Linked DNA regions of Homo sapiens: regions 1, 2 and 3 are each linked to region 4. A link is an interaction called in ENCODE POLR2A ChIA-PET data of the cell type or tissue named here. Cell type or tissue: HepG2. All regions are shown on one strand. Region 1 overlaps HMGA2 (high mobility group AT-hook 2). Region 2 overlaps HMGA2 (high mobility group AT-hook 2). Region 3 overlaps MSRB3 (methionine sulfoxide reductase B3). Region 4 has its middle 18 kb from the start of LINC02425.

Region 1 (2,500 bases), 120 kb after region 4:
AGATGCCTAATCAGCAATTTGTATGCTAAAAATACCGTGTACATTTGGACACATCTGGATATATTGATACGCACACAAACACACACACACACACACACACACACACACACACACACAAACATCTATAAACTTAGCTCCTGGGTTCCATTCTTGTTGCCCTTGATAAGTAGAGCAGTTATAAGTATATAAAGGATATTTATGTGTGTGAAAATCTCTTAAGTCTTTCAACATTTGATTGCTTTACATAGTTGTGAGATGATGGTTTCGGGAGGGGGTAAAGAAGGAAGTTCCAAAATGTGAATGGTATTTAAATCTCTTAAATTTTTTTCTTCAAAGGAAGAGAAAAAGAATGAAATTATGTTTTCCCTCTTCAACAAGATGGCTTGCAGAATGGCTGTGGGCAGAAAAATAACTTAAAAGAATATAAAGACCCAGTGACTTGAGTCCCTTTCATGAAATATGTGGGTTAAAAAAAATCCAATAACCATAAAACAACCTTTTCTTTGATGCTGAACAAAAAACAAGCTTGAAATTTAGTGCTGCTGAGCAAATGAATGAAAAATACAGATGTCTTTTACCTTCAGCTCAACGCAGATTTGCCATCTGAACAGCTCCATGCTTAATTTAACTCTTTGTATGACTGATCATATCAAAGCATTTAGTTAACAGCAAAGGTTTAAATTGAAACTTAAAAATATACATTTTTTCCTTCCTTTTTTCCTGTCTTAGTGAATTAGAAAGTTCAGCTGCACCATATCCCTTTTCTTGTCCTCCCTGAATTACAAAACTTTAACACATAAAAGCAAAATATGTATGTCTTTTCCTGGTATCGTAATCTAGTCTGATTTTAAAAATTAAGATATCGATTGTTTTATTTAAAATGTAGGACCTTGATGCTATTTTAATTTTCCAAAGTCAGCTCGTAATACCAATTTCCCCAAAGGTCAAAAACAATATATTAAGGAAATACCACCTGCTACTTAGAGCTTGCACAGGAAATTTGCATTTCCACTTTGTAATGCATTATTTAGGGGGAGGAAATGACAGCCTGCTTCATTATCCCAAGGCGCAGAATCCCAATAGCTGCAAAGCAGCAGACAAAAAGCAAAAGAGGCCGGTGTCCATTTTCCCACCAAATATCATGGAAATTACAAATTCAGTAGGAGAAGCCAAAAAGCATGTGTTGAAAAATGCCAAGCTCCCCGCAAACTCTCTCTTCTGTCCCCATGAAAGCCAGGCTTGCCTGCCAGCCCACTTGAGTTGGGCTAGTTCCACAGAGGGGCAGGTACGGGCCCTGGGCACATTTTTCAATCTTTTGTAAATAGTCCCTGAAGGATTAAGGTGGTGGTCATGGCCGTACCCTTTAACCTGCCTCAAAGAGTGAGGGAGAGCTCATGGAGCTTGCCTGTCCAAAGTTCAATAGACCCTTTCTAAAGTTTTATTTACACACCAAACAAGGTTGAAGATAGATTACTTCCTACTGTCTAGCTCACAGGAAAGAAGCATTCTGTTCAGATATAATATATACATTAAGAAACAAAGGAGTTGCTAAAAGCTTCTCCTCTTGTAAGCATTCAACTATACTGGGGCTTACAATATATTCTACTCTGAAATAGGCAGCTTTTCTTGAGTGTATCATCTCTGTCCTCTTTCTTCTCATCTTTTTCTATCTTTCATGGTTTCCCCCCTCTACAGTTCTTACTTCTGTATATAAAAACCTCTATTCCTCGCCACATATCCCATACTTAATATGTGTGACTATTAAAGCCATCTGTCTTGACACATTACAAAAATGCATTCAACTTATCAGTGATTTTATCTCGGTAAGGGCAAACAACCAGTTTATCCAATTGTTTTTCCCCAGTGAGTCAACTGAATATCCTCTTTAAAATGAGGTATTTTCAGTTGAATTTAGTTTAAAATTGAGTAGAAATGAGCATTCACCAAAGTGTTTCGTGTAAGGTGCTTCCTGTGCTTGAAGAGTTGGTGTAAGGTTTTGTCATCTACCTGTGTAAATTAGCTCCTTAAATATACATCTCTTTATAGATGAGATCACCTCTCAAGTGCCCTTCTAGCTTAAGAATTCTGGGATTCGGGGTTTAGGGATAGGTCTTCTGCAATCTAAACACTCCCTTTTTAAATTTGCAGATTTCTAAAATATATATATGATATATATTACATATATACATACATATGTATGTATATAAATATCTAATACATATATACATAGGTCTCTTTAGACATATCAAGTCGATACTTTTTTTTCAATTTTTTAAAACAAGTAAGTGTTTAAAATTAGGATTACTTCCTTTTATCTTCAAAGAGGAAAGGTTTTTACATTTTATAGTCATAATGCACTAAGAACAAACAAAACAAAACTCCGCTTTAAAAATCAAGTATGGGAAGGCTGCAACACTGAACTATAGAGTATGGAAAACATGAGGAAGTCTTGTTACTCAGAGAAATGGTTTGACAAACTTTGGCCAGAGAACAGTCCTCA
Region 2 (2,500 bases), 120 kb after region 4:
TCTCTTCAGAAAGTTGTGATCCCTTCCTGGAGCCTGGTATGGCCGTGGATGGTAGCTCACAGGATTAAGTTTCAGAAAATAGGCTTGGTTTTTCTACCATGAAGGGAATAAATTCAGTTCCTATAAGTGTAGCAATTAATGGGCACCCATGGCCATCCCACTATGAGGGGAAAGGGGCCATTTTGTAAAAAAACAATCCAGGGCTGGAACTCAGTTTGAAAATGGTGTTAAGTTGTGCGTTTAAAATGAGTGATAAAACTCCCGTGTGTTGAAAGAAGGCCATGAAACACTGCAACTCCTCCTTGCTTTGCAAAAGAGTAACATCCACGCCATTCACCTAGGAGTCTCCAATGATATACCCTCCTCCCATTACACTTAAGTGGCAAAAAGACCCCTGATTACTGCATGGTAACAGTGATCAACATGGTCACGCAGAAAAGCACTTTTTTTTTCCTTTCCTGGAATGAACAGCGTGCTGCTTCTGGAACTGGAGGCTGCATTTCTGTCACCCAAACCTCTCTCAGAGCTGTGTGTGTTGTGAGACAGCTGAATGTCTCACTGAATGTTTCCTGTGACAATGAGGGTGCTTCAGAGCTTCCCACTGCTGCCACAACCTTTCCTTTGTGATCTTCATGGTTAATGAGACTGTAAACCAGCATCCAAATCAGCATTTGCTGATTGAAAGCAGGTTTAAAGGGCGAAAGAAAATGGTAGTGGTTTAATGATTAAACAACTTTTTACTGCTAAACATTTAAGTTGTTTTAATGTCTAAATCAATACACTTGCAGGATGCAAACTGCAATTAGGTGGAAACAGAACTTCACACTCTTGCAGTTAGAGAAAAACTTGCTACTATCACTTTAAGTGTCAAACTTGTGAACTGGCCTTGAAAGCCTCTCCTCTGCCTCCCTCTCCCCACCTCCGAGGCATTAATTCTATAGAGACGAAGTTAAACACTTAATTTGCAAAACTACTGAGAAGTAAATTTCTTGTTCCAAGGTAACTGGAGTAATTGCCAAATGCAGATAAATCCTCCCCCTGAGTAGGAAGCCCCACACTGTTTTGAAAACAATTCCTAGACTTTGCCCCTGTTGAAGCTGATTGAATGCTCAACCACAAGACTCCACTGTTGTTATCTCTCGCTTACTGCTTTTAGGGGCGGAGTTAACACTTTTCAAAAATCCGAGCTTCCCTAATAAATACAGGGATTTAGTGAAGATTTTGATTGTCTGGGGTTGGCATTCCTGAGGACAGAATAATTTATTTTGCTCTAAGCAGGTGTGTTATGAGAACAGAGGCTATGTTGATAAGAGATCCCTGGGAGCTGGTAATATATTATCTTCTGTAATTTCTTCCAAAAATAGACTTAATGGAAAGAGGATGCATAATATACCCCCTCTCAAAGGAAGCGTTCCCCAATACAACAGAAGCAGTCATTCTAAAAACAGCTTTATGGCTCTGCAGTCAATAGCTCTATTTTCTCCCCTTTCACAACTTCCTTCCTTCTGCTATGTAAGAACTTATGTGAGGGCACACACACATTCACGTGTCAGTGCACACAACTGAAAATGCCCGAGATCCGCATTCTCTCAAAGATCTGCAAGATCATCGAAAACTTAATGATCGCTTGACATGACTTAACCTGATTAATTGATAGTGCTTTTCATTTTATTTCATTTTTTACTCCAACTCTGATCATGTACAACCATGAATTAACCTTGCATTTAATTCAGTTCAGGGAGCAATTTCCAAATGCCTACTATGTTTGAAGTGCCGTATTAGACACAAAGATATACAGGAAACGATGTTCACAAAATATAGGCTGTAAGCAGAACACTTCCCCAAAGAAAAAGATGGCACCAAGAGCAGAATCGGAACTCTGGTGTCCAAATTGCTCCTAATTAAACGCCTAAGCTGCAAGTCAGGTTACTTGGTCAGGCTAAGTTCTTGGAACTAAAAATTGCCTAAGATGTTTTCCTTAGCTACTTCACAAACTAGAAGTTCCTCCTGCTCAGGACCACCCAAATGCTTATTAGAAATTGTCCAAAAGTCAATTTTTTTCAAATTTGGGACACGTTTGAGCGAACAAAAGATATGAAGAATAGTTAGAGTCACACCTGGTGGCAAAAACTTATAACCTAAAATGTAGCATCTTTACTTTAGAAATTGTAGAAAAGATACTTTTGAGCTACTCAAAATTAATTGAGTTTTTTTATTTATAAAAATATTTTAACAATTCAGAAAGGAATTTCACATTTGAGGAATACCAGGGTTTAATAAAAGACAGTAGATGGAAACTTTTAAGGAGGGTCTGCTTGGAAGCTTCTGGGCATTTTCAAGGGCTGGAAATTTCTTTATTCTGTTAAATTTTACCTCAGAACATATGGTTTCTCTCTTCTCTGATAGTTTTATTGCCAGCCCCACTCTAGAAATATGACAGAACGGCAGAAGAGGGATGGAAGAAAATAGGAAGACCTGTTCTGAAAGGCTGGGAGAGAGT
Region 3 (2,500 bases), 720 kb after region 4:
AAAAGTATAATCTACTTGGTGGATTTTATTCAATGTGAAGTATATACATGAAGAACTTTTCATTATGTTCCAATAAATATTTAAGGCTGTCATTTGAAGATTTAAAAAATCAGTAAATGCATAAACATTTCTATGCTTGCCAAAATCTCTTTCACAGCTCTGCTAAGCACCATGGTTACTGACATGAACAAGTTAATGTTGGGTATTTTAAAGATCCAAGTAGTGCAAAATCAGCCAGTCTGTCACACTGGTAATTTACCATGAAATCAATAATTACTTTTGTTTTGTTGGGGGTAAATGGAAATAGAAAAACAAACAGAAGAAAATTCAGCAATGGAAAGATTCTAAGATGAAAAAGCAATAACTAGTTTGCTGCCATCTATGATACAGCCATACCTATAGGTTTTCAACATACTTACTTAAACAATGGAGTTCCACAAACAACACATTTATATATTCCAGGATCTTTGTGATGTGTGTATTCTCCTTCAAAGGCACTGATAAATAAACAGATCATTTAAAAAATTAAAGTTAGCATTATTTCTTACAGAATGTATTTGCTTAAAATATATTTCTCTAATAAATCTTTCAAGGGCTTTTTGTACTAGAATGAAAACAAACCAAACATATGGAAATCTGAACTTTACTAATATATTTCAAATCTATATAATAAAATGTGCATATAACTACTCCAAACTAGTGCAAGTTACATAAAAAAATCAAGCCATCTAGTTATGTAATGCTTAGAAAAAGATTTTTTTCTATTAAAAAAAAAAGCCTGTAGTTTAGATTCACAGAAAGAACATTACATAAGATTTTGCTACTTTACAGTGTGCAAGAGTATATACCAGAAAATGCAGAAGGGTCCAAGACTTCAAGTGGAAGGAGTCTTATTTTTTGGTTTGAAAAGGAATATTGCAGCTTTAAGGGAATATTTTTCTAAGTTAACAATCTTAAAGGCTAGGAGGTCATTCAGCTAATACAAATCAGCTGTGCTAGCCCAACAAAAAGTCTATGTGCTCTGCAGCTTGTTTTTATTATCCTTTCACCCTCTTTATGAGGTCCAAATTTTTTATAAACAGAATTTTTAAGAATGACCTAATCTCTGGTTGTTTGTGTGCATTAAATCATTTTGCTAGTCATGTACACAACAGAACGGATAGAAATCCTCGCAAGCTGAGACTGAAGTCCACTGCTAGCTCATTGTATGCTAAGGTTGGACTTCGTCAGAGATTCAACATTTGGTAAATTCAGTAAACAGTAGATACTGTGACAGGAAGAGAGTGTTGCCTGTTAACAGGGATCCCATGTGTAGTAGAGAGCTCTTTCAGTTCATGAATGAAAACAAGAAGTTACATCATTAATAAATTTGGATCAGAGGTAAGCTACGGTCTTACGCCAAGCTCCATGGTATAAATTAGACAACAAAGTCGTCGGACCTTGGCAAGTTACCTTTGAGCTGGAATCAGCTGAGAGAGGCTTTATTCACTAAAAACAGTCTTGGAAGTGAACAAACTCTTTTTTCAGGACTTAGGGCGAACTTCCAAGGACCAAAGCCATGTGAGGGCAGTTATTGAAAATTTTTGACATTCCAACCACAAATGAGCCAATAAATACTTTCTCCACATGTGCTTCAAAAAGAAATTGGAGTTGGGTAGAAAAGAACTAAATTATGCTACCTTCTTTTTGCAGCCAAAACGTCTATACTTACAATGGCCACCTTCAAAATTTCAGCATCCTGGCATAGTGCCAAGTCCCTCATGGTTTTGCTTACTGTGATGTCTTCCCAAAAAATGTACCTAAATCGCTGTTACTTCCACACATTTTGTAGTAAACTAAAAACAGGCCCTTAACAAAAGCTTTGTGACTTTATATCAGATATGCAGTATTCATTAAATGGAGAAAAGAACAAATAAAACTTAGTCTTAACCTAAACAACACCATTTTAACCTTTTCAAGGATACTAATTCATAGACTTTAGCAAGTAAGTATAGAATGCTTTAAATTAATTGGCAAGGAAAAGCACTGCAGAGGGCAGGGGGAGAAGAAATCTAGCTCTTAATGACTTTTTATTAAAGCTCACCTTACCTTTCGGTCCCTTTCTCCTGAGTGACATGGTACTGCAGGGGTGTTAGCCGCTTCCTCAGTTCCTGCTGGGAAAAGACCACCTTACAGTTCTTTTTATCCCTACACGACCCTGAAAAGAGAGAGGATATGGGAGAAGAAGCCTTTTTAGCTTGAATCCTAAATAATTGCTTTGGCTGACCGCCACAGCACAGCTTCTGCAGTCACTTGTCAATGACCAGACCAGTCTCTAATGCACTGGAAATGCTTACCTGAACTGCAGCTGATTATTTCTCTACGTTTAAAATGAATGTTTCTTAAGATTCAGATGATTCCACTGGAGCAGTGACAATATGCTACAGCCAGTCTCTAGCATGTGATACTAAAAATTCACTGATCATTCACAAGGTACATGCTTTATAACTCCCAGTATCCT
Region 4 (2,500 bases):
GCACTTAGTATGTGCCTGATATTTAGTAATTGCTCAATATATGGTATTATGATTTTGTATTTGCCAACAGTAATCAGTCTTAAGTTCCCCTTGAGTAATTATAATCATTATTTGTTTTAAAAATGATGTATCAAGAATTTATATCTGTGTTTATGCAGATGAAGCAACTCAGTAAATATTTGCTGAGTGAATACATGACTTTCTTCAATGTGGATTTTTTTAAAAAGGTACTTTGTTACCCAGCAAATGCTCCACATTTAAAAAAATATTTTCATAGAGGCTGGGCTGTTTCAGCCTTCCAGCACTTTGGGAGGCTGAGACAGGAGGATTGCTTGAGGCCAGGAGTTTGAGAACAGTCTGGGTAACATAGGGAGGCCCTGTCCCTACAAAAAAATTTTTGAAAAATTAACTGGGCATGGTGGTGCATGCCTGTAGTTCCAGCTACTCAGGAGGCTGAGATGGGAGGACTGCTTGAGCCCAGGAGGTAGAGGCTGCATTGAGCTGTGATTGCACCACTGCACTCCAGCCTGGGTGACAGAGAGAGAGAGACCCTGTCTCAAAAAAAAAAAAAACAAAAAAAAAAAAAACATAGGATAGTTATCAATCAAGGCATATCTACATAAGCTGCCAATGATTATTTCACCACAAAACTTCAAACAAAGACATGCTTATCTGTTCTTTGTTCAAGGACTTTAGCCTAAGATAGTTCTTTAGCCACAACATAATTATCTTTATACAATACTTTCCCTTGCAAACAATTTCAAAACAGCAGACTGCTTGCTGTAGGGACTTCTCTTACTGCTTAAGAAATTCATCAGAAAAGTAGCCATTCAACAATTGTGGAGACTATTTAAAAATGTTTTTCACCAAAAAACACGGTAAAGGAACATTTTGAGAGTAAAGTTAGTTTTCCATAAAATAAAAACAAACATGTCAATTTTCTGTGAGATAGATCACACTAAAAAATAAAAGTCCACAGATTATTCCTGAATCTTATTGCACCCTCTGTTTTACCTTTCATCACCACAAGAACTAACAGCAGCTGAAAGAGTAGAATTGCACAACCAATTGTGTACATAAATGCTAACAAATAGTGAAATAGCCAAAGGGTAAACCCCGGAAAGAAGAGGTATCAGAGACGTGGCTAGTACACATATTAAGCAACTATACCCTGGAATGTTGATGATAATTTATTGTTTAAGGAGGCTCTTTCATGAGTCTGACAAAGATGACACTAACACTGCACTGCTGTTTATCTGGTCTTACTCACTGATGGAGCTCAAGGTCTTTTTCCACATGCTTGAGAAGTTGGAAGCAGACACTACCATTTTTTTTTGGAAGAGGAAGAAGGGAAGAAAGGCGAGAAGTTAGAGGTATCTCAGTGTTTGCAGGTTACAGCAGAAGATGCTGGCAGCAGATTTCGTTAGCTGAAGCAGTTTGGTGTTTGACTCAGCTTGCTGTGCGAAGCGCCCTGTAGACGCTGCTCCACTTATAGACCTTCTCAGGAGGTTTTCTCTTGACGGGTAGATCCCCAGGAGACTCCCAAATCACGCCATTTTGCCTCTCCTTTTGCCTGGAAAAGTCCTCATCCTCTTCTCACCTTGGGGACCTTCTGTTTTTTTCAGAGCCGCTCAAACATCACTTCCTCCATAAAGCCTTCCTTCGCCCGGTACACCTCCGTGCACCCCCATGTGCTAGCATGGCTGGTTTCCAGGCGCTGGTCATATATTGTAGGTGTGTCAACCAGCATTCGTCTCATTGTATTGCAATCAGAGGTTTCCATGTCATTCTTCCACTACACTACTGGGCAGGGCTAATGCTGGCTTCCTGTTTATATGTTCACCATACAGCATATAACTTGGCAGACGGGAAGCCCAAATTTAACATAAAATAATTGAATATAGATGGAAATTAAGAAGTCTTTATTTGCATCTTGATGATGTAATTGTTTTATAAGAAAGCTTAAGTACATGGTCTTTTAGGAAATTCTAAACCTGAATACTGATGGAGAGATTAAAAAATTAATTTTAAAGTGAAAAGTACTAATTATAGTGGCATTATTATTAGGTGCTTCTTGAAGAAAAATTCTGAATTCCAAAAGTTAAAGAAATATGGGGTTAAGCAAAATTAAAAATAACATATTTGAACTCTAGATTTTACCAGAGCCTGGTAGATATGTGTATTTTATTTTCTTACCTAAATCCTAAATTCTTCTAGGGGAAGGAGATTTTTACTTCTATTTTCCAACAAGTAGGCACAGTGCTTGATACACAGTTAATGTTCAGTAAATGTCTACTTGACATCACACACACACACACACACACACACACACACACACACACTTCACCACACATCTTGAGAATCATCAGGAAGCCTAGCATTATTTTTGGCTAGGGTACGCATAAAAAGACATCAGCTTTTCATTGAATACCAATATATAGTTAATTCATGAGTAAGAGAAGTGTCATGGTCTGTGAATGGTTTGGGGTCTGTGCTCTCA

Evidence for each region. Peaks named below come from ENCODE experiments on the same cell type or tissue, not always from the same donor. Only the 100,000 strongest peaks of a DNase experiment are listed, where the experiment ranks them.
Region 1: POLR2A ChIA-PET joins it to region 4 with 8 read pairs; 3 of 35 experiments call an interaction of 5 or more read pairs at or near these places.
Region 2: POLR2A ChIA-PET joins it to region 4 with 5 read pairs; 3 of 35 experiments call an interaction of 5 or more read pairs at or near these places.
Region 3: POLR2A ChIA-PET joins it to region 4 with 8 read pairs; 1 of 35 experiments calls an interaction of 5 or more read pairs at or near these places.

Annotation. Positions count from the first base shown.
Region 1 is chr12:65,929,169-65,931,668 of GRCh38, reverse strand. The region is part of intron 3 of HMGA2 (high mobility group AT-hook 2); the gene reads right to left. Among named protein-coding and RNA genes, the nearest start is that of HMGA2-AS2, 18 kb to the left of the region's middle. RefSeq lists a cis regulatory region at 1,406-1,419 and an enhancer at 1,340-1,484. In HepG2, no CTCF peak of the experiment used is centred here; a DNase peak (open chromatin) is centred at 1,378.
Region 2 is chr12:65,924,852-65,927,351 of GRCh38, reverse strand. All of the region lies in intron 3 of HMGA2 (high mobility group AT-hook 2), which reads right to left. Among named protein-coding and RNA genes, the nearest start is that of HMGA2-AS2, 23 kb to the left of the region's middle. RefSeq lists an enhancer at 416-926. In HepG2, no CTCF peak of the experiment used is centred here; DNase peaks (open chromatin) are centred at 601 and 1,101; H3K4me3 peaks cover 553 bases.
Region 3 is chr12:65,326,523-65,329,022 of GRCh38, reverse strand. MSRB3 (methionine sulfoxide reductase B3) reads right to left here. Exons shown (of 7, transcript NM_001031679.3): 3 at 2,089-2,197; 4 at 420-497. Among named protein-coding and RNA genes, the nearest start is that of MSRB3, 49 kb to the right of the region's middle. In HepG2, no CTCF peak of the experiment used is centred here; a DNase peak (open chromatin) is centred at 1,222; H3K4me3 peaks cover 866 bases.
Region 4 is chr12:66,047,885-66,050,384 of GRCh38, reverse strand. No RefSeq gene overlaps it. Among named protein-coding and RNA genes, the nearest start is that of LINC02425, 18 kb to the right of the region's middle. In HepG2, no CTCF peak of the experiment used is centred here; DNase peaks (open chromatin) are centred at 204, 684 and 1,184.